2 separate regions of the Mus musculus genome follow, and region 1 is linked to region 2. The links are chromatin loops, found by intact Hi-C in ENCODE. Cell type or tissue: left cerebral cortex. All regions are shown on one strand. Each heading gives the region's core, and the rest is flanking DNA. Links, peaks and the distances in the headings are about the cores only. Region 1 has its middle 15 kb from the start of Rab3gap2. Region 2 holds the start of Mark1 (MAP/microtubule affinity regulating kinase 1).

Region 1 (15,664 bases), core at 2,907-10,906, 190 kb after region 2:
CCCCCCTATATACCTGCTTGTACATGAACATGCACACACACACACACACACAAAGAAAAGAAACAGAAACAGCAGCTGGACCCCATTTCTGTAGCCACAGAGTTCAATGTGTCTCCTCTCTGATCTAGAAGGTTATCAATACTCCTTGCTTTCACACAGACTTTGCATTTGTCTTTCTCAGGTATTGATCATCTCTCAGTGTAGGAAAGCTGAGTCAAGCCGATTTGCTTGTGGTCTTTGTCAGAGTCCCCTCTGAACCCCAGCCCCTTGTGTGTAAGGGAACGGAAGCATCCCCCTATCAGACAACTGCTTCTGCCCACCAAGCTGCTAGCACTAATGAGCTACTGTTTTCTGGAGTGGTGTCCGGGCTGAGGAGAAGAGATGAAGTTTAGATTTGGGATGCCCCACAAAAGCTCCAGGTTTGGCTGCTGTTGGGAGGGGGTAACTTCAGCAGAAGAGGAAGTTAGGTCACTGGAGGTGTACCCTTGAAGGGGTTGAGAGCCCTCCTCTCCTCTGCTCTCCTGTCCTTTCCCTTCTTCCTCTCCCTTCCCTGACCCCTTCCTCTCCCCTTCTCTCTCCCCCGCCCCCTGATTCCTAGAAGCCAAGAAGAAGCATTTTACTCCACCACACACCCTCGGCTGTGATGCTCTGCGGAAACCCAGGTCAAAAGAGCAATAGATTGAAATCTCTCGGCAAAGTAAACCTTTCCTCTGCTTTAACTGTTTCTCTTGGGTGTTTTGACACAATAACAAAAACTGATTGATACTAAGGCTATACTAAAGGCGGGCTCCTCAGAAGAGGGTGACAGGAATTCATCTCTCCCACACTGGCCTGCCGCCTGACTTGCTAGAGAGAGAGTTCCTCAATGAGCCCTTCTCCAGGCCTTGCGCAGAAGCCATTTTCTATCACCTATGCCTAGCTCATTCTTCATCACCGTCCCTACTCTTTCCTCAGACTTCAACCTAAGTCTCTTTATAGAAAGACTAACTTTGACCAAAGTGTCAATCACCCTCTACTGCCGTAGGATGGCCCAGCAGTTAAGAGCACTTGCTACTCTAGCAATGGATACAGGTTTGGTTCTGAGCATCCACAGGAGGGCTCACAACCATCTTTAACTCCAGTTCTAGCATTCATGGGCACCAAGCATCCACATGATACACATACATACATATACATACATGCAAACCACATGATTTTTTAATGTAAAAGAAACCTGAGCTTCCCTGAATACAGTTAAGCATCCTAAGCAAACTTGTATACTTTGTGTTTATGACATACCAGGTTATAAACTCCATAGCTGTAAAAGCCTTTCCAGAGAACTCAAGGATATAACCTTGAAACACAAGCCATAGGCATCGTGTGCACATACAGGTCTGTGTGGACTGTGTTGTATGTTCAAAGTAGGGGAAAGTGGAGAGACAGTGGTAGAGTGGGGTCTTCAGAAATAGATTTTTCCAATATAGCTTTTTGTATTAAAGCCTTTCACACACACAGCAAGAGAGTCAGAGGGCAAGGCAGAGCCTGGCAGGCTGAGTTGAACCACCAGGTGCGCTGCATGAAACTTCGTATGTAACTGCTGAAGAGGGCTTGGGACCGAAAGGGCAGCAGCACAGAGCGACATCCAGTCATCTGCAGCTGGCAGAGGCAGAAATCAAAAGAGTTTGAATCCTGGCTGTTGTCCAGTTTGTTACATCCCGTTCCTCTAAAGTGAGAGTCAGGAGACAGGTCACCACCTGTCAAAGCGCAGTCAAAGCTCTCCTTTCTTTACATAAAGAGGGTAAAAGTGGGTGGCTTTCCCTCCAGTGGGAGAGCCAGACACAAGAATAAGATTGTTGCTTCTAAAGAGATACTTTCATCATAAGGTCAAAGGAAGAGGCTGGGCCAAAGCTGAGCTTTAGGCTTGAAACTTGAGCAGGGAGCCGGGATAAAAGAAAGGAAGAAGAGAGAAAGAGACAGGCAAAAATGTTCTCTTTAACTTACATGTGTGGCACACGCCTTTAATCCCAGCACTCGGGAGGCAGAGGCAGGGGGATTTCTGAGTTCAAGGCCAGCCTGGTCTACAGAGTGAGTTCCAGGACAGCCAGGACTGCACAGAGACACCCTGTCTCGAAAAACCAAAAAAAAAAAAAAAAAAAAAGATAGTTAACTTACATGTGATATTACCTGAATATGTATAATATATGTAATGTATCTATCTGCATAATATGCATTACCCAAAGTATGTGTGTATCACTAAATAACATTAAGCAGCTACAGAAACATATTATTAATTTATGAGCCTGCTTAAAGGATGGGCATGAACACATCTTTAAGCAGTCTGGAAATTTTGGATTAGCAACATCATCATGAAAGACAAAGGGAAAAAATGCACTTCTTATAGTCTGTGCTTGTCTGTCAACCCCTCTCCCTGCTACAGCTGATAGGGACTGGAAGGACAGACCCACTTCTTCCTGGCTGCCTCCCACATGTGGTTCAACTGAAGTTGCAGAGGTAGTCATGGCTATAAAGGTCATGACTCTGGAGCTGCTTAATGGAAGCAGGCTGTTGACCATTATTCTGAAGAACTTCGTGTTCACTGATGTTTCAGAGATGATCCTCATACGTAGCAGAAGTTTAGCACCACCCCTAACCCCTGCTTTGAATTTTCAATTAGTCTGAGAGCTCCGAGTGAGGTATTGTGTGTCTGTGGGTAGTTTTACAAATGCTCTTTCTCCTCAGAGTTTTAAAGCGAGCGCATCACCTTTTGTTTTGCCTTTGTTTTCTTTTCTGAATTCAGAAAGAGCTGCGTTCCCCTGTCTGCCCGGCAACATTGCAAGAGGCAGCATTCCCGGAAGCTCCCTGCTTCAGATGATCCCAGACCTCACGTGACCTGGCCACCACATGTCTGGAAGTGTTATGTCTTTCCAGGCTATGAATCCTCCTAGCATAGAGCTCACTGCCAGCCTCCTGTCTAAGAAGCTGCTGCTGTAAGCAATTAGCCTGAGTAACATCAGGCAAGGCAGTTTTGTCCAGGTCATGGGCCCAAACTAGATGGACAGCAGAGGTACCCAAGGAAGGTGTATGCCCCACCAAACAATGTTTTCTTGGATGGGGACATACCACACCCAGCTTAGCCAAAATGCTCAGAAAGTCAGGAATGAAAGGACAGTGGCACTTGCTTGCCTGAGTTTATGAATGGTGCATGTTTTGTTATGATAGCTATTTCAGCTTATCTGGTTTGGATTCTGAGACAAGTATTGAAGATCATAGTACCTGTGGGTTGGGTAAAAGAAACAGACTCTAAGTGTATGCTTTAGACATGTATAGGAATAGTACAATATGCTTTTAGAGGGACATTAAATGATGACAAGGTCTATGGTAAAAATGTTTGTTTGGTGGCATATTTATCATCTTACCGGTCAGGAGGCTGAGGTAGAAGAATCAGGAGTTTGGGGCTACATAGCCAGACCCTGTCTTTAAAAAAAAAAAAAAGTTTTTAATCCACGGCAACTAAAAATACTTACAGAGACAAAATCTATACCTACAAGGACAATCACAACAATAACAAGCACAATAATGATGACCGTTTATTGAGCTTGGCACATGTGCCAGATACCGTGTCCAGAAAACCCACCAATAGCATGAGAGTACTGTCAAATTCAGCTGTCAACTGGAAGAGTTGTAGCATCACTTGGGCACTGTGAGCGGAACCATCCTCTGGTCTGGGATCCTTGACTGTATGAAGAGTAGGACATGAACTCAACATCAGCATTCATCGCTTTCTTCTTCCTGGCTAAGGATAAAAGGTGACCGGCTGCTTCAGGCTCCTGCTGCCTTGACTCCCCTGTCAGGATAGACTATGCCTTGGAATTGTGAACCAAAATAAGGTCTTCCTACGTCTCCTTTGTCAGGTTGTCTTATTAGAGCAACAGAACAGTAACTGAGATCATGGGGTAGACCTCACTTTGTTGAGGAAGGGGTAGAGGTGCCATGTAGCCCTGGTGGCCTTTAACTGGGTGTGTATCTGAGGATGACCTTGAACTCCTGATCATCCTACCTCCACCTACTGAGTGGAGTGGCCTTACATTTGAGTTACCACCATGTTCAGTTTTTATGTAGTGCTAGGGCTCGAACCCAGGGTTACATCCATGCTAGCAACTGAACTACAGTCACAAGCATTCTGTAAAGGACCCTCAACTTTGTATCCTAAATGAGTCTCTCAGGGTCTGATTGATCATCCCCCCACCCAGTTATGCCAGGCTCTACCGTACCGTATGCCGGGCTCTGCCACCCGGGGTGCATAGATTTAGCTCATGCTTTCTGAAGACAAGCTTGGCCCTGGCAAGGATGACTTCAGATTCTCACGTGTATCTCCCGTTCCCTCCCCCCCACTTCCCTTCCCTAACCACCTCCACTTGTACTTTAACTCAGTCTTTTAAAACTAGATGGGGGCATCCAGGAAGTATCTGCTTCCCTTTTTATTCCACAGTCGAACAGGTCTCCTAGCAACCCTGGCTCTTCGCAGCCTGGGAGGTGGATGTGTTGAGGGAGTCTGGGAGGCAGAGGTGAGAATGCGAGGAAAGCTCTTTCCTCCTAGGCCCTGAAGTACAGAATTGCTACTTCACAGTAATTAATATCACTGAAAGAGGCATTCGTCCTCCTCCGTGCCATAGCGTACGTTCAAGCCTCAGGGTAACAAATGATTTGTTAAGGAGGGAGGGCCAGCCTGCACTTTTGTGCCTGAATCAGAGATTATTTGAAAGATAGTGAAAGGCGCTGCTAGCCTTGGGCACTGGCAAGAAGAACGGTGAAATTAAGCACAATTGGGGAGTGGGAGCAAGGTCAGTTAGATCAACATGCTGGTCTCAAAATATATACTGAACTGTTCTTTGGTGATGATATAACTTTAAGGCCAGAGGGTATCTTAGGATCATGCTGTTCAAATACTGTAGTTTTAAGCTGATTAAGTCGAGGCCCAGAGATGTATGATGGTTCAGAGAAGGTCAGAGCTGGTGCTTGAACGCCGTTCCCTGAGGTCAGCACGGCACTTCTAACTACCCAGTGCTGCCCATACAGATGAGCCATACTGGCACACCACTCAGGGGACGAGCTGCAAAACAGCATGGTGCTTAAGAGTAAAGCCTGTGCTATAGGCAGAGCAGAAGTCACTGAGTCACAAGAGTGTGCCCTTGGCCTCACTGGTAACTCGTCCTTCCTGACTGAGCAAAGACAGATGACAGACGGGAAATGCAGAGAGCTGATTGGTCTGCATCTTCAACTGCTGTTCTTAAGAGATTGAGTCGTGTCTTCATCCTAACAGCCGTATGGAGAAGGAAAATGATCCCCTATTCCCAGTGACTCCAAACAGCCCATCCACTCGGTTTCAGAGCTAGTTCTGGTAAGTTCTAACAAGCTTTAGAATTGCACCAAAATTCTTCGTTGTGAGTTTCAAAGATCCAAGTCAAATGATCTTTGAGGAACAACTCAGAGCAACTCAAAGACTGTGAGGGGCACTTCAGACACCAGGGTGAGAGGATTGGACCTGGAGCTCTGTTCTCTGCCTGGACCTTCTCTCTGGGTCTTTCCAGAACTCTCTTATCTGCTTTTTAAGCAAGACTTCCCATGTGGGCATTCGGGCATATACCTGTAATCCTAGCACTTGGGAGATGGCGGCAGGAAGATTCCAAGTTCTGAGACTCCACTGAGGCCCCTCATACATTCACCTGAAGTTGATACCCTCCCCTAAACCATCACTCTGCCAGGGAGGAGTTGGTTAGCCAGCACCTGCCACTGGCCCATGCCTCTGTAAGTGGTAGGGAGGGGTAGACACTGGCCGGGGGTGGGGGGTGCAAAAAGTAGCACCAACGAGAACAGAGCAGTAGCCATTGTTATCAGTTGCATCTCATTTATAGGAAGTGCAGGGGCTCAGCGCTACTTCCATTGCCACGTGGTTTCCCTCCCTCCAGCACACATGCTCATATTCTCGGACCACTAATAAATAAACTTGGATGAAAACATTGGCAGCCCAGGGAATTCTGGATGAGTTAACCAGCTTTGTCCCACATGGTCCACATCCAGGTAGCCTATAGGACTCCTCCAATGTCTGGGAGCAGGAGACTGTGCTGCTCATGGAAGCCGGAGCGGGGAAGCGAAAGTCGTTGCTCTAGTCTTGGTTTTGTCTAACTCTGTAGCCTTTGGGAAACCCTTTCCTCTTTCTTGCTCTCTGTTCTTGCTGTGTAAGTGGGAGAAGTCAGACAGACCCATCTGACCCCATTATCCTACAATCCACATGCAACAGAGAATGTCACTGCCCCCTCTAGTGGTTCCTCCAAATTAGGAAAAGAACTCAGAGCATCTGAGTTCCTACTTCGCTAGAGAGCATGGCACACTCCTACTGAAGTTGAAGGGCAGAGAGTGAGAGAGCACGCTGTTGCATGGGCATGCGCACGCACGTGGGACAAGCATCCTGACTGCTCTTCACCAAGACACCATGTCCACACAGTAGACAGAAATACACGGTGCTTTCAAAACAACAAAAAAAAAAAAAGCCAGCAGTTTGCCAACTGTGACCACTGTGAAGCCAGTGGAGGGTTAGAGGAAAGGAAAGATCAGGCTCGCCAATGCTATTAATCAAAATTCTTTTATTCCTGAAACTTTATTGAGGGTGTGCTGAAGTGCCGTACCAAAGCCGAGATCTTCATGTCTAGCCCTCTTGGTGCTTGCTGGCTACGACAGGACTCAGAGATTGTATAAATAAAGGAATAAACATTGCCATAGAGACCTGAGACTTCTCTGGGACTAGCATGGTAACAGTGACCTTATCTGGGAAACTATCCTTAAGGAAGTGATCCTTAAACTGATGTTGTATAGTACTTTCCTGAGGAGACACAACACAAACATCCCCAGGTAGGGAAACAACGCCAGGCCCAAGGAATGATTCTAGCCAAGTCAACTTGGAAAACGAATGAGTTACACCTAGGTGTTTGACTGGACTGCTTGACAGCTACAACCCTTAAAAGGCCACCCAGAAAGGTGACATATCATGAAAGCTGCACCCCTGGAGCTCTCCCTGCCAAGCAGTGGCCAGACAGCTTGGAGCAGCTCCTCCAGGCAACTCTGCCTCAGTTGTTTAACTTTTGCAGCAACTGTTACTGCCTCTATCCTTGGGCAGAGGCCTTGAGGACCTTGTAAGTCTCCATTCTCCGGGGTTTGGAAAGTTAGTCTCTTGCCTCCCTCCTCCCTCCAGCCAGGAATGTGTCACAATGGAAGACACTAACTGGCTGAGTTATCTGACTACTAGGAGGAACCAGCTCCATCCTGGATTAATTAGGTCATAAAGAGAGCTAAGGCCAAACAGATTGTGATAAAAATTTTAAATTTTAAAAGACTTCATGCAAATGTCTTTTACATTTACCCAGACCGTGATCTGGGGATGCACAGAGGACGAATAAGACACTATTGCCCTCACAGTGATCTATAGAGGACAAAGGAAGCTTGGAGTCCATCATAGCTGTGTTCCCAGAAGGCTGTGGTTGCAAATCAGCATAGTTATGATGTCGATGGGCATGTGCAGGATGTAATAGACAAGTATGCCTTAATGGCCACCACACCTCAGGGAGCTGAGGCTTCTCAGGATGCATTTGGTGGTGTGTGCTCTTCTGAGTAAGGCAGCCCGGGTCCAGACCCGAGCTTCTTAAGCTTTGACTCTTGCAACCCCCTTCTGTCTAAAAAAAAAAAAAAAGTATGCATAATCCTGGTGTGCAGCATATAAAATAGGCAAGCTAATCAAACATCTACTGATAATAATTCACGAAGAAATTCATTTAGAGCCACTGCAGAGTTATCCAACTGGTCAAAATGTATGTGGAGAACACGTGACGGGGATGCTCAGCCCTGATCAGCCCTTGAACAACATAACCCCAAGGCCTACAGCTCGGGAAACGGTGTGGACAACAGCCTAGAACTCCTGTCAAGACAGAAGACCAAAATATCTGCCGTGAGATAGTATCTTCTAGACATGGCAGGGATGCTGCTACCAGGAATCTTGACTGCATGGTCACCTAAACAAGATGTAACGACAACACCAGTCAACTTTCCAATAAGATTGGGAAAATACCTGGCCCCGCCCCCAGATTATGATGTACAGGTGATCGAGTCAATGGATGTTGAAAGAGAGAATCAGTTTTCTCCAGGCATGAACCTCTAGGGAGTTACCCAATCCCAGGGACCAGCCCTAAACACACATGCATAGCAGCAACGCTATGTGTGCATGCGTGTGTGTGTGTGTGTGTGTGTGTGTGTGTCTAACAATAATAATTATAGAAAACGAAGTCATAAACTTGAGAGGGAGGGGGAGTAGATACAGAAGAAGTTGGAGAGGCAGGGCAGAGATGATGTAAGCACAGTACTCATGAACAAAATTCTTAAAAAGTAAATTAAAAACATTACTTAGGAATAATTTGATAGGCGTGTAGTTTTAACATCTGTCAATGATTAAAGCACATTTGCATACCAATGAGATGACTGTTTATTTTCATATAAAGAATGAAATCTTGGCTGAATATTTGGTACTGAAGGACTCCGAGCACCTACATTCGATGCGTGTGCGTATTTATGTGCACGCACATGGTGCACACGCACAGGCACCAGAAGACAATCTTTGGTGTCTGTCCTTAGATGCTGTCTACGGTGTTTTGCGATATAGAATATAGTGGTGACTTTTCTGTTACTGTGGTAACGCATCAAGACCAAAAGCAAATGAAGGAAGAGAGAAAGAAAGAAGAGACCATTTTCTCAGGGAGACACAGCAGCAAGTGGCAGGCGTGGCGGCAGGAGCAGGAAGCTTAGAGATCATATATATCCTGAAGCATGAGACTGAGGGAGTGGGCGTGGGTAGAGGAGAAGTTGGAGATGGGAGCGGGGGGAGAGTGGAGCAGATATAATGTAAACGCAGTACTTATGTATGGAATTTTCAAAAAATAAATTTAAAACTTTTCTTTGAAACAACTCTTCGATAGACATTTAATTTTATCAATTATTAAAGATTAAAGCCAATTTGCATACTAATGAGATGAATGTGTTTCCTTTTTTTTTTTTTTTTTTTTTCCTTCGAGGCAGGGTTTCTCTGTGTAGCCCTGGCTGTCCTGGATCTCACTCTGTAGACCAGGCTGGCCTCGAACTCAGAACTCCTCCTGCCTCTGCCTCCCACGTGCTGGGATTAAAGGTGTGTCCATATGGGTGTATGTGAATATTTGTGCCTGGGTGAATGAGTCCATGAGATCCTAGAGTTTTTTTTTTCTTTTTTTAAGATTGCATCTCTCAAAGTGGCCCTGGGTCTCTTGAAACTCGCTACGTAGACCAGGCTATAGATCACAGAGATCCGCCTGCCTCTGCCTCCCAAATGCTGATATTAAAGTCATGTACAACCACACCCGGCCCAAAGAGTATTTTGAAGGTGTGGTGAATGAGTGAATGATCTGGGATTGATGAATGAATGAGTAAGACAATGGATGGATGAGTTAGTAAGTAAATGAATGAATGAAGTATTGATTCTTGGGACTTTTCTACTTTAGGTCTCTTAAGTTCAAGATCCTTGTAGAAAACATTATTATAGAGCTGGTGGCCCTTGGGAGGTGACCTTGTGCCCCGGAGGGACATTAGCAGTGTTCAGGGTGTTTCTGGTCCCCACAACCGACCTGAGTAACACTAACATGTACAGTGTGAGGAAAGAACAGTGTTATTGGTACAAAAATGACAATGGTGCTACATGACACTTTCCAGAGGCCATCTTCTGCAGTGTACGCATAAAGCAGAAGGTTACAGGTCCTCGGTGTGACATCACTAGAGCCACAACTGAGCAGGGTGTGACCTCGGGCCTCTGTTCCAATATGGTTTTAGTTTGCACAATAAAGGCAAGATGTACTGCTGCCACATGCTGGCTCATTATCCTAACACTCTGGAGGCTTGAGCAGGAGGATTGTGAGTTCAAGGCGAGCCTGGGCTGCATAGTGAGATCCTTTGTCAAAGAAAACTAAATTGCCAGCAAGATAGCCCAAAGACTAGAGGTGCCTGAGACCAAGCCATGTCTGGATCCACGTGGTGATAGGCAACTCCCACAAGGTGTCTGTCCTCCGACCTCCAAGCAAACCCTGGCACATGTGTGTGCACACACAGCTGCACAATGAATAATTGTTTTAAAAAATTCAAAACACCAATAAGCAAAATATAAACACATAAAAAGGCACATACACACATACATAACCACCAATACACACACGCGTGCGCACAGTCCCCAAAGTTATGGCTAATATTTAAATAGTGAAATTAGAATTAGTTGAAAGCATACATTTGAAGACACATCTACTGAGAAGCTACAACTCCATTGGAACAGCACTGATTCGGAATGCTTCTTAGCAAATCTCAAGGAAGAAGAATCCTGATTAGTAAAAAGCACTCGCATTGAGGATGTGATTGGTAGCTATCCTTGCCTTCAAATGTCTTACACTGTGACCATGTTCATTTATTCAAACCACTCAAAGTTTCCTTTTCATATTTATTAGTGACTTTTGTTAAACCTCCTTTCTATAGATCCATGGTCAATACTAAATACATTAAATTAAAATATAGAAAACATTCAAAGAATTTCACTTACTAAGATATTAATGTGCATTTACCAGGGCTCCATTTAGTGCTGAAATATTTATTAATACACGAATGAATTATTAATCCCTTTATTTTATTCATTACTTAACATCTCAGCAATTTTGAAATTTAATTTCTTTGGAAAAAAAATCTCAAAATAGATTTTTGCCAGTTTATGGAGCTTTTTTTTTTATCATAACAACAAAAATATTTTTCTCCAAGGGGAAAGTTTATTCTAGAGAATGAGGCTTACCTAGAATGGCTAAGCTCTGCTAAGCCTACAAATTGCATAATGTCAGGTAAACATAAAGTATATAATTAGTGTGCAAAGGTGAAGCGGGAGAGAGGGAGCAGACAGGCAGAACGGTGCTGCGCAGCGGCAGCCACTGCTGGGCTGTGGTTTAGCGGGTTACTAGCGTGGTTTCACAAGATTTCAAAAAGTGAACTGTGATGGTTCCTTCCTGCACATAAAACCCATATTCATTCTGTGTTATCATAAATGGAAGTAACTTTAAACATTAACAGCTGTTATTCACAGAATCCCTCGGCACCGAGTCTTTGAGCACAACAGTTAACCTTTTCCCTTTCAAACAGCAGCTAGGTCCGTCCGTCATTCGTGGCTATTTTGCGCTAAGAATAAAGCTTAGTGAGGAGACCAGGAATTAAAGACTGTTCTGAACAGGACCGGTTTGGCATTAAAATAAATGTCAGGTGCAGCTAAAAGTCATTGAAGACACAGATGAAAGCTATGGACGAAGAAAACACAGCCGGGTGGTGGTGGTGCACTCGGGAGGCAGAGGCAGGCAGCGGCGAGTTCCTGGACAGCCAGGTCTACACACAGACACTCTGTCTTGAAAATCCGGGAGTGGGGAGTGGGGATATGATGTAGAAAGAAAGAAAAGAAAAGACACAAAGCCAGGTGTAGAAGCTCACACCTCATGACGCCTGGAAAGAGGCTGGAGAAAAAGCTATAGGCCATTAAGTTATTAATCTACCGATGGATTAGTCTATTTATGATGTTAGAGCTCTCTGGGACACAATCACCTCCCAAAGACCAGCCGCTGGACACTGTTGTGTTGGGGACAGTTAAGATATAAGTCATAGATAGCAACTAGTCACAACATAGTGCTGTAATTTAAGCTTAAATTCCCGACCTTAAGGAGTCAGTTATAGTTTGCACCTGGAATGCTCCCAAAGTCACCTGGGATGAAAGCTTGGTCCCCAGCCGATGGGCGCTCCTAGAGGTAGCGTTAACTGTAGGAAGCGGAAGTAGGGCGCGATGTGGGGTGAAGTGACTTTGAAGCATGTGGCTTGCTCCTTGGCCTTCTCCCGCGACCTCTCTCTTTCTTCCTCCCCTCTTACCCCCTTTTTCTCCTTTCAGCATGCGGGTACCGGGATTCAGTTCATGTCCTTGAGCTTGGCGGCAACCATCCTTACTCACTGACAGATTCATCTCACCAGCGCCTAGAATCGTTTTTAATGAACTCTTCCCTGAAGTTTGTAAGATTGCTGGCTGTTTGGGGGAAGAAAATATATATTCTTCTACTTTGATCTCAAATCCAATATGTAGTCAGGGATGGCTTTGAACTTCTGATCCTCTTGACTCCAAGTCCTGAGTGCTGAGACAGGTGTGTTGTAACCATGCCAGCTTTATGGGGTTGAGCTAGGGGAGCACTCTACCAACTGAGCTACAGCCCAGGCCTGATAAGCAACTAAGACAGGTGTATTCCTGTCTGTCTGACTGCACCTCCCACACCACCCAAATGTGTGTGTGTGCACGCGCGCACACGCGTGTGCTGGAAATGAGTCATGTGGTTAGTCATAAGGTCCTAGTGCCTAGTAGGTTTTGTTTTGTTTGTTTACGTGTGTAAAAGGAATGAACTTCCTAGAGGCAAACGGATCGTCCTCTCTGCCCTTGAGAACATCGCCATCTAGTGGAGGAGACAAGAGTGCAGACAAACCAAAAAAGGTTATTACATTTTCAAGTTAGAAAGATCCTGGCTGACTCATTTTGCTCGGGAAATCAGACTTCTCAAAAGGTGAATCTGGAAATTAAAAAAAAAAAAAAACAAAAACATTTTATCTGGCTTTTGAAGTATTCTTGATATTTTGAGTGAGAAAAAAAAGACTTAACAGATGGTCAGAAATCCACTTTAGAGCATTCATTCCTGTTTTGTGCTGGTCAGAAACGTGATGATTTACGTCTCCGGGGGGTTACTTTGATTTGGGCACAAGGAAGATAGGAAAATGAGCTAGAAAGTGTACCTCAGTAGTCAGCAGTCAACAGTTTCAAATGCAAAGTCACATCACCTTAGTGGCTACTAACAAGACAGTTGTCCCCGACTCCATCATTGGGAAAAGACTGAATCTAGGAGGGTGAAAACCCTTGCTTATTGAATGTCAGTCTGTGCGAGGAGAAGTTAGAAGGCTGGTGTGGGAACACTTGGAAGTGTTCCCACCAAGGCCAACGTCCTCAGCTTTGGAACTAATTTAACTGTGAAAGTCTCAGTAAGGACAGATGTCAAAATTCAACATGAATCTAGATCATGAACAGATCAGAGACCCCTAGGGCAGAGGAATAAATACCATCTGCTCTGGGCAGCAAGCCCTGGTCCCCTCACACAGGCAGACTACAGTAAGGTGTGCATAGTGGCTTTCGTGAAGGAAACGGGAAAAACATATAAAAGGAGACATTTCTCACCTTGAAGCAGACTGAGCAATCTTAATTAGCCCTAAATTCCTAAAGGAGCTGAGGCCACTGCTCTGGGCCCACCCCCACCCACAGCATCACACCTCACATTCTAAAATAGCTGCTGCTTCTTGTTCACACAGGTTGCTGCTGTCTCCATAGCTTTAGGTCACGATGTCCTCTGTACCATTCTGTCCCACAAACTAGCTCAGATCAGCTGACAAGACACAGCTCTCTCTCTTTTTTTAATCTGACAAAATTTCCCTGCCCTGATAGGTACCCTTGATTTTTTTTTTATTTGATTTTTGTTTTGTTTTGTTTTGACAGGATCTCATTGTATTTTAGCTCTGGCTAGCTTGGAACTTGCTATGTAAACCAGGCTAGCCCAGAGCTCACAGAGATCCTTGTGCCTCTGCCTGATGAATGCAGGGATTAAGTGTGCACACTCCTATGCTTGCCTTTTTTTTTTAGGAAGTTGCTTTTAAAGATTTATTCTATTTTATTTTAATTGCATACATGTGTCTGGGGGGGTATATGCTTGTTAGTCTGGGTGCCCAGAAAATACCCCAGATGCCCAATCTTGAGCAAAATGAATAATACTGAAGAGAGTGTTGTTTCTGACTTCAAGATTTATTAGAGAGCTACAGTAATAAAAATAACATGATACCGACACATGTAGACCAACGGAATAGAATAGAAGACCCAAACATGAGTACTCACGATTAGAGCCTTCTGACAACTGACAAAGTCAAAAACCATGCGGAGCAAAACACAGTGTCTTCAACAAAAGTTGCTTGGGAAATGGATGTCGACATTCAGAAGTATGAAGTTAGAGCCACATCCATCACCCTGTAGAAAGATTAGGTCCAAGTGGATAAACACCTCAATCTGAAACTCCAAACACTAAAACCACTAGAAGAAAACATGGGCAACACCTGTAGAACATATGTGTAGAAAGGAGACATGGGCAGCACCTGTGGGACACACCTGTAGGAAGGAGACATGGGCAGCACATGTAGAACATATGTGTAGGAAGGAGACATGGGCAGCACCTGTGGGACACACCTGTAGGAAGGAGACATGGGCAGTCCCCGTGGGACACATGCGTAGGAAGGCCTCCCTGAGCAGGACTCTACTTGCCAAGGAATTAAGGCCAACAACTGATAACTGGGACCTCACACAACTAGAACATTTCTGTACAATTAAGGAAACAATCAAGAGGAGAAGAAACTCACAGAATGGAAGAGAACGCTTCTAGACATACATCTAACAGAGGATTAATATACAGAATATACAAAGAAGAACAACAAAAAGCCCAAAGGGTTTAGGAAGAAAATAACCCAGTTGTAATTGGCTTAGGGATCTAAACATAGCTCTCTGTAGAAGAAATACAAAGCTAAGAAATACCTCAGAAAGATTCATCATCCCTGGAAAGGAAGATGTAATTAATTAAGGAAACGTAAATTAAAAAAACTGAGATTTCATCTCACCCCAATCAGATAGCTAAGATGAATAATAATAATAATAAACAGACAACAAACAGCTTCTACCCGGTGCTGCAGGAACGCAAATGGGTGCAGCCTCTGTGGAAATCAGTATGGAGAATCTTCGAAAGAAAAATTCTAAAAGCTATAAATCTGTCATATGACCCAGCTATACAACTCCTTAGCCTGTGCCCAAACAACTGGACATCCTACCCCACAACTGGGCATCCTACTCAACAACTGGGCATCCTACCCCACAACTGGGCATCCTACCCCACAACTGGGCATCCTACCCCACTGGTACTTGCTCAGCAATGTTCATGGCTGCCCCATCCACAGTGGCCAGGAAAGGGAAACAACTTAATGTCCTTTACCAGAGGGATGAATGGTGAAAATATGGCAGTAATACATGTGTCACGTGGCACAAATACATGTGTCCCGCTCAGCTGCCTTCAGTCACAAGCCACAAACCCAATGGTTATTTTTAGACTTGAAGTCCCATGTTCAAGTACAGTTCCTTCCTGAATTTTCTCCCTCTATCCTACCCTTCACTTCTCATTGTGAAAATTGTTAGAGAGAACTTACTGTCCAGCCACCAAACGCTGGGGCCATTCTTTTAATTCACAGAATCTTTTATCAATCTTATTTTTGGTTAAACCAAAACCCACGTGGCTTTTGGGGACTGCCTGGTTTTCTTGGCTGTGCTTGGCTATCTGGGACTTATTTTCATGTTCCAACGAAACCAAAATTACTTAAACAGCTGAAAACATCCACCTAATTCTCCCAACCTTTCCTGAATTATGCTAGAGAAAAAAAAATCCACGTAATAAAAATGCTTTGCTTTAGCTAAGATTTATGGAAATATTATCTC
Region 2 (15,664 bases), core at 3,298-11,297:
TAAATAACATTCTAACACACACACACATACACCAAAGCACAAATTTAAGATTGATATCATGGGCTGGAGAGATGGCTCAGCGGTTAAGAGCACTGACTGCCCTTCAGAGGTCCTGAGTTCAATTCTTAGCAACCACATGGCGGCTCACAACCATCTGTAATGGGATACGATGCACTCTTCTAGTGTGTGTCTGAACACAGCTGCAATGTATTCATATAAATAAAAAATAAATAAATCCTTTAAAATTAAGAAAATAAAATGAACAACAACAACAAAAAAAAAAGATTGATATCATACCATTTATTTTTCCAGCTCTAAGTGTGTGAAAGAAAAATAAAGGACAGAAGTAAAACTGGAAAATACACAAGTTTGTTGACATTAAACACACTTCTCCAAAGAATTCAAATGAATCTACAAATGCTCTACTATGGAGACATAGAAAACCTAGACAGAGCTAGAAGTAGTCAAAGAGTGAATCAGCGGTCAGAAACCTTCTAGTAAAGAAAGGCTAAGCGCGGATGCTTCACTGCCCATGTCAGCAGCCAGCAACTGCTTGATCAAGAATCATTAGGAATCTTAGGAAAGAACCTGTCTTTCCTAGTCTTCCCGAGCTCTCCTAAATCGGAAGAGGAGAAAGTACTTCCTAACTCATTTATGAGTCCAGCATTACACTGACACCGAAAACTAGGTACTATAAGGTATTGTAAGAAAAGAGAGCCACCGGCCAACGTGCCTAGGAATACAGACAGACAGAGAGTTCTCCAAACAAGCAATGAAAACAAGCCAAGTACAAATCAACTGCATTGCCAAAAGGAGCGTTCTCCACAGTCATTCTGAGATACAAAGTCAGCGTGGTACACACCGCAGCAGCACAAGAGAATTAAACTCTATCATAATGTCAATAGATACAGATCTCATATGCAGGCATTTACATCAGGCAAGATGCAGTACAACGCTCAACAAACTGGGAGGAAAGGAAATTGTTATCAGTGTAATATCGACCACTCATGAAAAGCCCACGGTTCACATCACAGTTAATGGCAGAACAGAACAATTTTTTTTTTAAAGATCAGAACAACGGCAAATGACCACCCTCACCTTTTCTGTTCAATACACGCCTGGAACTCTCAACCAAACAACAAGAAAGAAGGTGTTCACACTAGGAAGGAGGGAACAGAAATACGTTTGTAGATACGACAATCTTATGTGCAACCCTCCACATGTGTCCTAAAATAACCTATTAAACTTAATATACAAATCCAAAAGCCTCCAGGATCCAAACTCAATATGCATACACACACTCACACACACATGCATGTACACAATCAGATTGTGTTTATCGCTAACAAGAAACTATCTGGAAAAAAAAAGACAATTTTTAAAATACCAAAACAATGAAATATCTTGGAATAAACAACCAAAGAAGCAACATATTGCTGAAAGAAATTAAAGAGAAAAAAAAGGAAAGGCAGCCCATGTTCATAGATTAGAAAAATTAATTCTGTGAAAATGTCCATAAGTACCTAAACCAGTCTGCAGATCCATTGTAATCCCTGTCAAAATTCAACTGCATGATTTTGTAGAAATAGAAAACCAACCGCAGACTCATAAAGGACTCTGAGTATCCCAAACAATCAACAATAAACGAACAAAACTGCACGTCACCCTACAACAGACATGAAAAGGTTCAAAATAGATTAAAGATTTAACTACAACACTCAAGCTGGAGAACTCCTAGAAGAACCGTCAGAAACAAAGCTCATGACACAGGCTTAGCAATGCTTTACTGTGTGTGACTGCAGCTCAGGCAGCTAAGTCAAAGTGGATAAAGAAAAAGAGAACAAAGACTCCAGAGAAGGTAGAGGGAGGAGGCCCTAGTGAATGGGAGACACACATATGACCTGGAAACACTATCCAAACATCATATTGGGAAATCCACACGTTTCAATAGCAAATATGTAAATAACCTGAGTTTAGAATATGCACAGAACTTAATCGATATTTTCCCAAAGACTACAAACAAATGATCAACAGGTATGGTATGTATGTATGTGTATGTATGTGTGTGTGTGTGTGTGTGTGTGTGTGTGTGTGTGTGTGTGTGTGTGTATACATACATATATATAACAACAAAAAAAACAAAAAAATCAGGGTCAACATAGCTAATCATAAAGAAAACACCAGAATATCAACAAAGTACCACTTGTCAGGGTGGCTACTATTGAGCAATGTTTGTTTGTTTGTTTGCTTGTTTGTTTATCTGTTTGTAGTTCTGAGAACTGCAATGAACTACATCCCTACCCAGGATTGTTATTGTCAAAACCAAAATAACAAGAGTTGCCAGAATTTTGAGTTGAAATAGGAAAACCAGAACCTGTGCACTGTTGTGGAAGATGTAAAACGTTGGAGTGTCTATGAAAAACAATATGGACGTTCCTTTGCAAGTTAAGATTATAACAACATGTAACCAATCAACTCCACTTCTTGGTATTCATAAGAAAATTGAAGTTAGGATCTCCAAGAGATATTTTCATTCCAGTGTTTCTTGAAACCTTTACTCTAGTAGTAAAAACATGCTAAATATGCATCAACAGACAAATGGATAAATAAAATATACTACATACTCACAACCAAATATTATTAACTCATAAAAAGAAATATATTTTGTCATATTGAAACACAAATGAGCCTTATGGACACTATGCAAAAAGAAACACAATTTCAAAATGATAAATACTACATGACTCCATTTGTATGAGTAAAGCAGTTAAAATCATCAAAGCAACATTGGTGTTTTCCAGGGACTGGAGGAAAGACAGAGAAGGCAGTCACCAGCCAAGAAGTACAAAATTTCAGTTGTGCAACATAAAATTACTAGGTATTTGCTCTAACACACTGTTTACAGGTAACAATACTATACTACATACCTAAAGATACCACATACCACAAAAGCAGATCTCTCCAATGAAAAGTGTTTTTAAACACAATTTAAAAGAATAAGTCAACAGATGGGATGGGAGACATTTAAATGCAACTGAAAACAGACATAGCTAAACATTGCAGAGTAACTGCATTGCAGATTGTACTACAGACTGTACTACAAAGAAGCAATGAGGTAGCAAAGAAACAATGAATCGGGGTTAAGACATATGGAGGGCAGAGTCAAGGCTTAGCATAGCTAACCAAGTATCAGGGAGGCTGGAGAGAAAAGGGCCAAGATTTGAAGAAACCACAGTGGACACATTTCTAAACTGATGAAAGTCGGGAATCTACAGGAGGCAGCGTGTAACAATTAAACAGCTCATCGCTTAGAAAAACAATGAACTAGTAAGAAATATGAAGATGTGAAAGATCTCGGAGAGCCAAGGTCTACGTAAGCCAATCGAGTATAAACAAGGAAGATACAAGGGGACCAGAAGGAAGACAGTGATGAGAAATATAATAGTTGAGAGGCACCCAGAAGTTATAAAAACATGAATTCATAAATACAAAGAACAAACACCTAAACATACTACAGTAAAACTCCAACACCAAAAAAAAAAAAAGGCGACCTTAAAGTGACAGACACCAATAGAAATGCTAATATGGAAGGTCCAACCCTAAACAAAGGACTACAGACAACTAAGGAATGCTGAGAGAGAGAGAGAGAGAGAGAGAGAGAGAGAGAGAGAGAGAGAAACATATTCCCCAGAGCAGAGCCCCCAATTGCTATTCAATACCAAAAGGCCAGCCCTGAAATCATATAGATGCAAGCAACACAAAATGGACTGAGAAAGTTGTAGTTATATATTTGGACACACACACAAAGAAAGAGAGAGACAGAGAGACAGAAAGAGAGAGACAGAGACAGAGAAAGGTAGGTAGGTAGATAGGTAGGTAGATAGATTGTTGGTTTAATTTTTTAAGGGGTCAGAAAACAGCACCCCATTGTCTACTGATCACACTGTTTCTGGTCGAAATCATCTGATAACTGAAAAGCTAGCTTTTCTCTTTTCTTTTCTTTTATTATTAAAACATATTATTTTATATCAATATTTATATGTATATTATATTAATTTATATTATATATTATATTAATATAAAATAGAATATAAGATATTATATTAATATTTATATTTTTAATTTATATCAAGGCCAGCCAGGCCTATGTAAGGAGTTTCAGGACAGCCGGGGCTACATAGCAAAACTCTGTCTTGACAAAACAAAACTACAAGTGGCTATCACTCACTAAAAGAACTTTTTTCTCCTTTTGAGACAGGGTCTTAACCTACAGTTCAAGGTAGGCTCAAACTTGGGATTCTCCTGCCTCAGCATCCCGAGTGCTGAGATTACAAGCATTTGACACCATGCCCAGCCTCACCAAAAGAACTTCCAAGGATGTTCATCAGGAAAAAGAAAAAAAAGCTCCAAAGGGAAGCCTCAGATAGACAGAATGAGGATTATTGTTTGGGAAAGTATTTGTAAAATAGCTAATTCTGCACACGGAGGCTTTCAGAAAACAAAGAAGAAACAAGAAGGCTAATGGGATGGCTAAAGGGCAGGTAACAGCAGTTACCACCAATACTGACAATCTAGTCCGTGGGACTCACAGCAGGAGAGAGAGAACTAATTCCTGAAAGTTGTCCTCTGACCTCCACATGCATGCGCAAGGCACTCCCCCACACACACTCAAGTAAACGCAAACAAAACAAATCAAGAAGACTGAATAATAACACCAAGAGAAATGACAATGTTAGTGGTATTTCCTTCCCCAGTGGACTGTCTGGGCACCCACTCTGGAGATTTGACTCTGACCAGGGCTCAGCTACAAAAGCAGCCACCTCAGAGGTCTTGTCAAATGCCAGCAAGCCAAGCCACAAAGGATTGGTAAGTGTTTGATAAGGGGGAAAGGGCAGGGACTCCAGGAGACTGAAGGAGTGAATAAAAGCATAGCCCGTTCTTCCTCCGTAAGGTACACATGTGTTCATCTTACAGCTCTAAGCCCAAACCAAATAAACCACCTCCTAAGAGCAAGAGCAACAGTTTAAGAGTTCAGAAACCTGTGTGACCTTGAGCAGGTCTGAAGCCTTCAGCCTTGGGTGGTATATGTAATGGCTACCTTTGCATATATCACACATGTGCTCTGGTGATAATTGTACTGACTCAGGAGGGAATGTTACCGCATTGACAGCACGGGAGACAGACCAGGCAATGAGTGCACCGCCACACAACAGGTACAAGAACTCACGCAGGGAGCAGAGCCAAGGGGAGTGTAAAAGCATGCAACCCACTTGCTTTTCCATCTACACCTAAAGACGGCCGTCCTAAGTTACTAGAACAGCTTGGTACAGTTGCCACATGAAATAAGAAGTTTATTAAAGGCTTTTGAACTTAGCCAAATTTATAATTTTAAGACATCCCAAGAAATAAACACATTAAAATCCCTCATGCTGATCTCTAATAAGGAATACAGCCTTGTTTTTCAATACAGAAAATCAGCCGGGGCATTGCTGACCCACCAGCAGGAGTGTCAGCAAAGGTTTTCCAAAACACCTACAAAATTGTTTCATTGAAGAAAGAGACATATTTAGTAATATATTTTAGTATAACTCCTATATCGATACTGGCACTATCCAAGAATGGCCTGATAATAAAATAAAAAAAAAAAAAAGAAGAGAAGAAAAACAAGTCTTTCAAACATTTTTATTTTCCTAGACTTACTCGTTACAACATAAAGTGAAACGCATTTTACAGGGATTCTATTCTTTTGTAACATGTCTCTTCTTCACTACGCAGTGTTTACTGCCTTAAGAGTTAATCACTGTTTCCTGTCATATTTACTCAGTTGAGGCCTGTCAACCAGGCACACACAAACCTTTATCTATGAGCACTCCTGGAAGACCACACTGAATGTTCCCAAAGAACAACTCTGTCTCTACTCTACACAGTCATAGGTGAGACAGCAGGGTCACACACTCCTGGAATTGTATGGTGTGTGTGTGTGTGTATACACTCATACATATACGTATATGTGTGTGTGTGTGTATATATATATACGTATATATATATATATATATATATATATATATACGTATATATATATATATGTGTGTGTATATGCGTATAGATATACAATGTTTACTTTATGATTAAGAAATGTTTATATTACCTGCAAATATCAATATAATACTGTTTAGTAATCACTGTATTTATTTATTTTAATTTCTAAGAGTAATAGTGTTTTGGCTACTATCTTTACAAGAAAAAGATCTAAAAGTCACACGAAGTAAACATTTTTTCATAGATATTTTTAAAATATGTCAATATTTTTGTATGGATATTCTTAGTAAGTATGGCTATACTTTAAAAATGTCCTGTGTGATTACAAATAAATGCACATTTTGGCTACCGTGCTGGCATTAATTCATGCACTGACAAACCAACTGGTAACTCTGTTTCACTGATGGCAGGTAGGCACCATGGATAATGCTATTTAAGACTCCAGTGGTCATTTAACAGCCTCCAGCGGTGGCCTCTTCAATAAACACCTGGAACACTTACAAAGCCAGTTTAGCCCTAGCTATCCTCAGTCTTCTACTGTACACTACCTGGGACTGCATTGACATCTCCTGTCAGCTCTGAGTAGGGAGAGGCCTTGTCTAAAGCCTTTCTGCGTTCCCTTCCAGGTCAAAATCAGAGTTAAGTGCATATTCATCGATTAATTAACAGCCACAGCAGAGGGGATGCTTTCCACGGCAACGAGGAGATAATCAGGACATAGTAGATAAAGTAAGCTAAATGCAGGGACAGTTATGTTGTACCAGAGTAGAAACAAGACCACGCAGAGGCTCTGAAAGAACATGCTCAGACACAAAGCACGTGAGTTTACACAGCACAACCGTCCTCGGAAGGTTCAACGAGATGTACAACCTCTGACTGCTAGGCTCTAAAGTGCCCTTGGCTGTGCTTCTGCTCTTGCATGGGAAGCTGCGTGGGGTACAATTCCTTGCTGCCTATTCCTATAAAGCCATCCCATGTCTGTATAAAGAGCCCTATCCACACACGCCTAAACAAGAGGCCGAGCCGTCAAACCCCAGGACACAACCAAGCCACGGGGCCTCTCCACATTAGGTTAACACACAGAATTCTGACCCTAAAACAAAGGTCATCTTCCGCTTGACTCCTCACGGTCACTCTTAAATGACAGGATGTTCTTAATAATAAATCTTTACCTTTGAAAACCTACCGCCACCAAATTCTTTACCCTTTCCTCCAACCTCCTTTAGCCTTTCAGTGAAAATTATGCAGCCGTGTCATCTCTAAGACAACAGTCACGGTGCAAACTGAGCAACAAGGTACGACGGTGGTGACAGCCCTGGTGTCTTCATCATTTCAAGTGTAGGACACAGGAGAGGACAAAGCATTCCCATACAATTTCCTAGTTCTTCTAACAATGGTCTCTGTAGAATTGTGTTCTTATCCCTTCAAATAAATATAGTACATGCAAACCCTACTCTCTAGATAAAACACCCATGTTTGTGCCTCATTTGCCCCTTCGAAAAGCGAGCCTGCCTGTCTCTCCTCCCCTATCTTTTGTCTCAGAACACCAAAGCACTTGAGTATTTTTACTTTACAATCCCTATGAAGTCACTGGTACATTAAGCACTGGAGGACCGATGAGGGGCGTAGACACCCAGAGAGCTCTCTGGTCGGCCACGCAAAGCCTAGAACCCCCTAGTTCCTTAAAACTTGTCAGCAATCAGGCCAGACCCTCTGGAGCCTCCGGGCCCCTTGGCAGGTCGCGGAGAATTTTAAAAACAACAGTGACAGAAAGCCACCTTTCCTGCAAAGGAACCTGCACACACATATAAACACAATCGTCCGTCTCAGAAGATGAAATTACAATTGGCCTTTCTCTTGGTTTTGTTAGACTTCAAATACGGCGAGTGAACATCTCAATCTTGATTTAAAAACAAAAAAAAAAAAAAAAAAAAATTAAACCAAACCAAACTAAACAAAGAAGCTCCTGAGGGCAATTTGATCAGACACAGAAAAATCCTGCCTTCAAAGAAATGTGCCTTGTGACACTCTGAGGAGAAGTACTTAAAACCTGTCCCTGAGTCACGAACACTGGATTGAGGAAGAGAAGAAGACAGCTGGCTTCTTGGGGTTCTTAAATCTTTTCTTTCTCACCTTGGGGCTACAGAAGCTGTAAGTGAAATCTTCCACTCTTCACTGAGAGTATTGCAGTGACATAAAGTCACACACACACACACACCCCTCTACTTCACTGCCCTCTTTATCCCTAAGGTGCCCGTGCCCCCCCCCACCCCCCAATGTGGACCTGATGTTACAAAAAGCAAAGTCATGGGGCAATGCGGGGGTGGGGTGGGGTGTATGTTTGCAAAGGACTCAAAAAAATCCAGAAAAGCAAAGGGCTGAAAGATCCCAGGACAGCCGAGGTGTAAGAGGTTCGGCTGGCTCGTGGGCTGCAGCCAAGCAAGCATCCATTCACTCGAGTGGGGGGCTGGGGGCGCGACCAGAATGTTGGGGTGCTCACGAAGCCACTCTGGACGCCCACCCTCTGCCCTCCATCACCCTCCGCATCCCCTCAGGCAGGACCCCCTCCGAGCAGAGGGCCGCCCCGGGGCTCCCCGCGTAGGGACGGGAAGGACGGGGAAGGGGGTCAGGCCGGGCTCGCCCAGGTAGCCGCGCCGGAGGCTCGGGAGACTCACGTTCTCCGTGTCCCGCTCGTTCACCGTGGGCAATGGCGTCCGCGCCGACATCTTGCGCGGGCAGCGGGGTCGAGCGGGGGGTCCGGCGGGTCGCGGGCCGCGGAGGGCTTCGGCGAGGGCGGGCGCGCGCGAGCAGGCCGCGCCGGGGAGCGCGCGGCTCCCGCAGGCCGCGGGGCGGGAAGGCGGGCGAGGACGCGGGGACCGAGCCGCGGGGACGCCGGTCGGGCGCGGAGGGCCGCGGCGGGCTGAGTGGAGAGCGGGCGCCCCGGAGCTGCCTCAGCGCGGCGCCCGGCGAGCGCGGCCCTGACAGCGCCTCCCGCACGCCGCCTCAGGTGAGCGCCGCCGCCGCCGCCGCCGTCGCCGCCGCCGCTGCCGCATCCGCGCCGGGCCCCGCGGCCCCGAGCCCGCGCGCCGCTCCGCGCCGTCCCCGCCGCGATCAGCCGGAGCCCTCGGCGGCCGGAGCCGGTGCGCGCGGAGCGGCGGGCGCGGCACGGCACGCAGCGCCCCGAGGCTCTTGGCGGCCGCCGCCGGGTGGGCGGGCGCCAGCCGAGGGGCCTCTCCATTCATTCCCTCATTAGGGATGCGGGGCCGCCTCCGCCCGCCGGGCCGGATTTCATTAGTGACTCGCCCCACCCGCGGATCAGCCTGTCCCCTCAGAACCTCCGGCGGGCGTCCTGCGATTTGATGTTGATTCTTGTGTGGCTTTTAAACCGGCACTGGGGACACATGGGGTTCGTGCGAATAGAGAACGATCCCCCTCCTTCCTCCTTTTTTATGTATTTTTTTATTTGTTTCACTGGAGGGAGCATTGGGTACCATCCATCCTACTCTCCACTTGGCCCATCCTTAAATTCTCCTCTGGTTTAATTCCTGGTTTTCTTCGAGCCTTCCTTCAGCATCCTTCTGCCCTGAGGTGTTGTTCAGGGGCAGGCGTGGACAAAAGGCACAAAAGCCTCATGAAAGGAGCTGGCCCAGAAAGCATGTGGAAGAGGGCTCCCCGCACCCCACAGCATCCCTGGAGTGGGTGAGACTTGATGTCTACAGTGGCTGATCGTCACTTCCTGGGATACAAGGAAGTGTCACTTAGGCTACTTATTCAGAGAGAGTAAGAAGGCTGTCTCTGTGGTCTGTCTGGAACTCTTCCTTCCAAAAGGCTGCTTTGCCTTTCCCTCCACCTGCCACTCCAGGTCCTGGGCATATTTGTCCCCATGCAATGTTGTCATTCTTACTCTGATATTTTGCACACTTGGCCTCTAGGATAAAACTTTACCATCTCCCTATTCCTTTTCTTTCTTCAACCTCAAATGGGAATCTTGGGATGATGGGAAACTCCTCTTTCCCAAATGCATCCATTTGAGGAAGAATTCCTGTGCCAGATGGTTTTTATCCTGACTCATTAAAAGTTGTTTCTGAAAACTTAACACTTGACCCTTAAAACATGGGCCAGAAGAACCTAAAAATAGCAAACCCATATCTTGAGGGAATACACACACACACACACACACACACACACACACACACACACACACCGTATGTAGTCGCTTCTAGAACACGAGCTGCATATTTATTTCTCAAGCATCTTATGTTGTAAGTACTTCTCAATTCCACAGAGCAAATGAAAATCCCAAGACCACTTTGGTGGCCATCTCTACTGTTCAACTAGCACTTAGGCTTTGGAACTAATGACAAGGCCACAGCCTGCATTATGGTGTGCCTCTGGGAATGGCACACTTTTAGAGTCCTTCAGAAATCGGGGTTCACCGAGATATACTGAAGCATGAGTTTGTACTTTTCTCATCAGCTGGAGGTTGTGCACTCAGCACCCCTGCTAACACAGAAGTCCCTTGTGTTCCAACTATGTCTGCATTAGCCTAGCAATAAGCAAGCAAGGTGCTCCCCCCATGCAACAAGGCTTCCACCAGTAGCTTAGATGTCATTCTTCAAAGGCTATTCACATGCTATCCCCTGTCCTCATTCCTCTGGTAACCCTGATGGGTATTTCCATTTCACAAAATTCCTCTGACTTGACTTATTCACGATCATAGCTACCTCAGGCTAATGAGACACAGAAGAAGATAACTGGAATGGCTGGGGGTGTTCAATGGTGTACCAGTCACAAGACCGTGAGCTCACCCCTGTGAGAGATGGAGCTAATTAGAGACAGAGCTCAAAGGGAAGCCTAGGATCTGAGCCCAGTGGCTTCCACACAGACAACTCTTAGCTACATTTTGCTCAAGTAGTGAAATTGGAATTGAGTGGTTATTATTTAAAGAACCCAGTTTTATATTGTTATATTGTTGCTAAGGAACTTTCCTAGCAAAGGGGCTACATCAAAGGGAATGGTTATTTTTGTTTTTCTTGTTCTCTTTTTGTTTTTGTTTGTTTCCAGACAGGGTTTCCCTGGCTGTCCTGGAACTCACTGGGTAGACCAGGCTGGCCTCGAACTCAGAAATCAGCCTGCCTCTGCCTCCCAAGTGCTGGGATTAAAGGTGTGTGCCACCACTGCCTGGCTTCGGGAATGATTTGTAATAACCCAGAATTATAATTCTATTGAGTAAGATAGACAAGAAATAACTCTACCTTTAAAAACTAGCATTTAATTCATGGCAACACCCACAGTCCTAGGTTTGGTATATAGTGAAAAATGCACTTTTCATAGGTAAACAAACAAACAAACAAACAACAAAACCTCCATTAAAAAAAAAGTTGTGTGCTCTTCTGCTGCAAAACGGCATAAGGGGATGTTGGGATGTTGTCAAACTGTTTAACCCTAGTCCTTAATAATGAAAATGCCACAAGCAACGTTTTCCTACATGGGTTTTTATAACTGTGACTTTGTGAAAATGGCAGAGGGAATGTTCTAAGGCTTCTAGCAATTCTCTTTGGGGCTATTTAAAAAAATGTGACGTGTAGTTTAGAAGCTTCTGGGGTAGAGTGATTTAAAAGTTTGAGAAGAAAATTGAGGTTCTGCCAAAACAAGAAAAATGGAGATCAACAATGTGCTAAACCCAAATGGATGGCGGCTAAAGAGTGCTGTTAACCATGGCCCCATGGAAGAAATTTTGTAACTACACTGGCCACTACTGGCAGCACTAGCTACTCTTGGCTCCTCCCCGCTTGAGAAGTCATTTGAATTTTTATTGATTTCATCATAATTTAAATTCAGAAACAAGTTTGATTCCATGTTTGGGCATTTTAAAAGTTATTTAGAGAGAACATGACTGTTGGAATCTACTTTTTTTTTAAACTCCAGATGTTCTGAAACCTAAACAAAAATCAAGTATGTCTCATGAAGATGTATCACCTAAGGACGGGAGAGGTGGCTCAGCAGGTAAGAGTGCTTGCCACATAAGCACAAAGCCCTGAATTTGAATCCCCAGCGTCGTGTAAAAGCCAGATATGGCCACTCTGACTGTACCCACCTACTGTGGGGGTGGAGGCAAAGGATGTTTAGTTGGCTTGGCTCAGCTTCACTGAGAGACACTGTCTCAAAGAAGTAAGGTGCATACACTACACACATGTAGTATACACATGCCCCACCCCGTGTGTGTGTGTGTGTGTGTGTGTGTGTGTGAGAGAGAGAGATACACACACTAAATAGCGCCTGATTTAGGCTTAACTCTAAGTAGCAAATGTATATGTTTTAAAGAGTAGGAAAAGAAAAGATGTAAGGTGCCTCTTCAACTGACATGCATTGCATATTAAAATGTAAACATTTTATATATTAAATTAACTAGAATATATTATTAAAATTATTTTCAGCGTTATTTTGTATTTTCAGATGTAGACACTGAAGAATGCATGCTTGTATAAATGGCTTACATTACATGTCTGGTGCATAGCCCTTCTCTGTGAGTTCAAACTGAGAATAAAGAGATTCAAATGCTGAAGAGTCAAAGACCTTGATTAGAAGCTATCAATTATTTATTCTGTGGGAGAGTGGCACCCAGCACACACGTATTGAATAACATGTGCCCAACAGGCACTGTTCAAAGAAACTGTTCTTCACCTAATAATTTCCAGCCGTAAACAGCATCATCCTTTAGAAGAATTCAGCAAGAAACATGCTGAAAACATACAAAGAAGCATGAACAGATCATAGTCTTCTGTGAACAAAGAATTGGTCAGGTGTGACAGAGACAGCAGCTTTAATTGTAAGTTCATAAAACTACAAATGTACTAAATAGGAGGTACTAGCAATGCCTGATGTCAAGACCTGCAGAATGTCTCGGTGGATAAGGGCTATTGTGGTACAAGGTGGACAACCTAAATTCTACCCCCAGAACCCATGTCAAGGTGGAGAGAGCTGGCTCTGAGGCATTACCTCTGACCTCCACATACATGTGCCCCCTCCCCCGCACCAACCACATTCACAATAATAAATAAGTTAATTAAAATTTAAAATAGATCTAATATCCAACATGCATGACTGGAAAATCGTTATTTATCGAGGACACATTTTTGTTTCCCATTCTATGGGAGACTTATGCCTTTCCATCTAACCACTCAAGATGACGACAGGACAGATAGTTCTATATGGTGACAAAGAGGGAACCCAGCTAAGAAAGCAGGCTCAATGCCCACTGAGAAAGAAACGTTATTTCTTTTCATAAATAAGCTGGGTCCTGATTGCACCCCAATGGCTAGCGAGGCATGCTGTCCCATGTGTTGACGCTCATCCCTCAGTGTGGAATGGATGAGAGTTTCAAAAGAAAAGAGATATTGCACTTTAAAAGCTGTATGGCTGGCCTTGAGAGGTAGTTCTGCTGGTAAAGTGCTTGCTTTATTAACACAAGGGCCAGAGTTCAAGTTCCAGCACCAACACAGAGGGTGGGGTATGGTGGTGCACACTTATAATCCTAGTCACTGGGCTTGCTGGCCAGCAGCCGAGCCTAGTCAGCCAGCCCCAGGTCCTAGTGAGAGATCTGCTTTTTTAAAAAGGTGTGGGGGAACAAAGTGGTTGGCTCCAGAGCAGTGACACCCGAGGATGACCTCTGGCCTTCATACATTTATATACACACACACAAGTTAACATTTAAAACTTCTAAGGCTGAGATTGGGAAGAGGGCTCAGACAGCAAAATCTTTTCCATGTAAGAAAGGAAGAGCTGAGTGCTCCCCCACCTCCAGTGCTGGGAGTGCTCTCTCTGGTCCAGTGCTGGCAAAGTGACTACGGCAGGATCTCCAGTCCAGCCAGCCAGCCTAATCCATTGATCAGTTCCAGGTCCCGTCAGACCCTATCTCAAAAAATAAGGTGAAGAGGCAATTGTAAAAGATACTTCATGCTAACCTCTGCCCTACACACACACACATATGTGCACACACATGCCGGTATATCCGCGATATTAAATTTAATTTAATTTTAAAAACTCAGCAGTCAAGAGCACTGCTACTCTTTAGAGTACCTGGGTTCCATTCATAGCACCCACACGATGGCTCCCTGCCTTCTGTAGGGATCCAACATGCTCTTCTGGCCTCTTTGGCCACCAGGCACACACATGGCATACATACAAACAGGTAAAACATCCATAGGTATACAATTAAAAGAAAATTGAAAAACTAAGGGACTGCCTCTAGCAGTGTATATACCTCACCGCCACCAAAGCCAGCCCCAGAGTCAGCTCTTGCCATCACAGTCATTGGCGCTACCCACTATGCTCACAAGTTTGCTACCATCCATATTCAAAACCAGTGGCACATCCATAGCTCAGTGACGGACGGACTTTGCCTTCCATCCCCCCAGAAACTCTCTGATCAGCAAAGCTGGGCTGTCTGGAATTCCCCGGTCACCCTGTGCTGCTCACCCCTCCATGCCTGGCATCTGTTCCCCCTTCTGGAATGTCCTCCCCATCGTTCTACCCGACAGTCTCTGGCTGACCTTTCAAGTTCCTTGGGAACCTTCCCTGGTACCTGCTCCTCCCTATGCCCACAGCTGACCGATCACCGTGCCTGTGCCTAGGTTAGCTTTGCCAATTGGACAGTCCTTCCCTCCTGATGTTCCCTTGTGCTGTGTCTCCCACTGATCCCTACCCAGCTGTGAGCTAAGCAATACCACCTTTGAAATCCTCCCCTCACCCAAAGCCTACTATGGTGCTCAGAAATTGGCATATGCCCAGTTTCTAAATGCTCCATGTTTGGAGATTCCCTCTTCCATTTCCAGGGTCTCTTGAATTTTGAAGAAGCATCACAAAGGAATTGAGAATGTTATAAAACAAGTATTAAAAATTATACTCAGGGGATAGGAGTAGATCAGACTTCACACACTGTACAGAATATGTTCCCAAATGTCCCCAATAAATGCTATTGACTGGGTAGGAAACTGGCTCTGTCCTGTCTCCCATAGACAGGTAGCTTTAACACAACGCTGGACGTTTTACTGTCTGTGGTCTTCCTGCAATCCTTTTATCTGTACTGAGAAATTGGTAGTCACTAGTCCTTTTAACAGAACACTCCTTCAAGCAAGTTCCTACATAAACCAAGCTATACTGACATCAAGCAGCTGGTCAGGAAATAGTCCTTCCACATAGGTTATAGAAGTTAAAATGGAACTATACAATAAGGGTATGTTAGAAGCCATGGAGCTGGGAAATCAACCCCAGAGAGCAGTCTTCAAAACCCGAATGGCTCAGTGGTTAGCGCTTGTCTAGATTCACAAGGCCCAGGATTTTGCACTCAGGACTGAAGGCAAACTTAATACAACCAGGTTGTGTGGCCTCTTCTTAAAATTCAGTCAACAGTCTGAGCATCACAGCACCACACAGCAGTGAGAACCTGGGACAGAGAAAAGCTGGCCGTGGCCGATGGATGTGGCATTAGCAGTGCTGGAAAACGCAGGTGGAAATTCAACATGGGTAGCATGACCTTCAAATAAAGGGACAACCATTGCGTATAGATTCATACATGCGCAGATCTAGAGGCACCTGCCTCATGACAGCTTCCAAACCGTGACCT

Evidence for each region. Hi-C counts contacts between places; a loop is a spot of excess contacts. Peaks named below come from ENCODE experiments on the same cell type or tissue, not always from the same donor. Only the 100,000 strongest peaks of a DNase experiment are listed, where the experiment ranks them.
Region 1: a loop joins it to region 2, with 5 times the contacts of the local background. A loop is called at or near these places in 7 of 42 quality-filtered maps.

The regions. Positions count from the first base shown.
Region 1 is chr1:185,181,267-185,196,930 of GRCm38, forward strand. No RefSeq gene overlaps it. Among named protein-coding and RNA genes, the nearest start is that of Rab3gap2, 15 kb to the right of the region's middle. In left cerebral cortex, for the core only: a CTCF peak has its summit at 6,289; DNase peaks (open chromatin) are centred at 4,450, 4,975, 6,288 and 8,840; H3K27ac peaks cover 1,313 bases.
Region 2 is chr1:184,990,708-185,006,371 of GRCm38, forward strand. Mark1 (MAP/microtubule affinity regulating kinase 1) reads right to left here and starts at 8,842. Exons shown (of 18, transcript NM_145515.2): 1 at 8,715-8,842. The coding sequence starts at 8,765. It overlaps Gm39728 (a long non-coding RNA gene), which reads left to right and starts at 8,859. Exons shown (of 5, transcript XR_865821.3): 1 at 8,859-9,046; 2 at 11,968-12,045. In left cerebral cortex, for the core only: no CTCF peak of the experiment used is centred there; DNase peaks (open chromatin) are centred at 6,884, 7,537, 8,167, 8,521 and 2 more places; H3K4me3 peaks cover 3,102 bases; H3K27ac peaks cover 2,685 bases.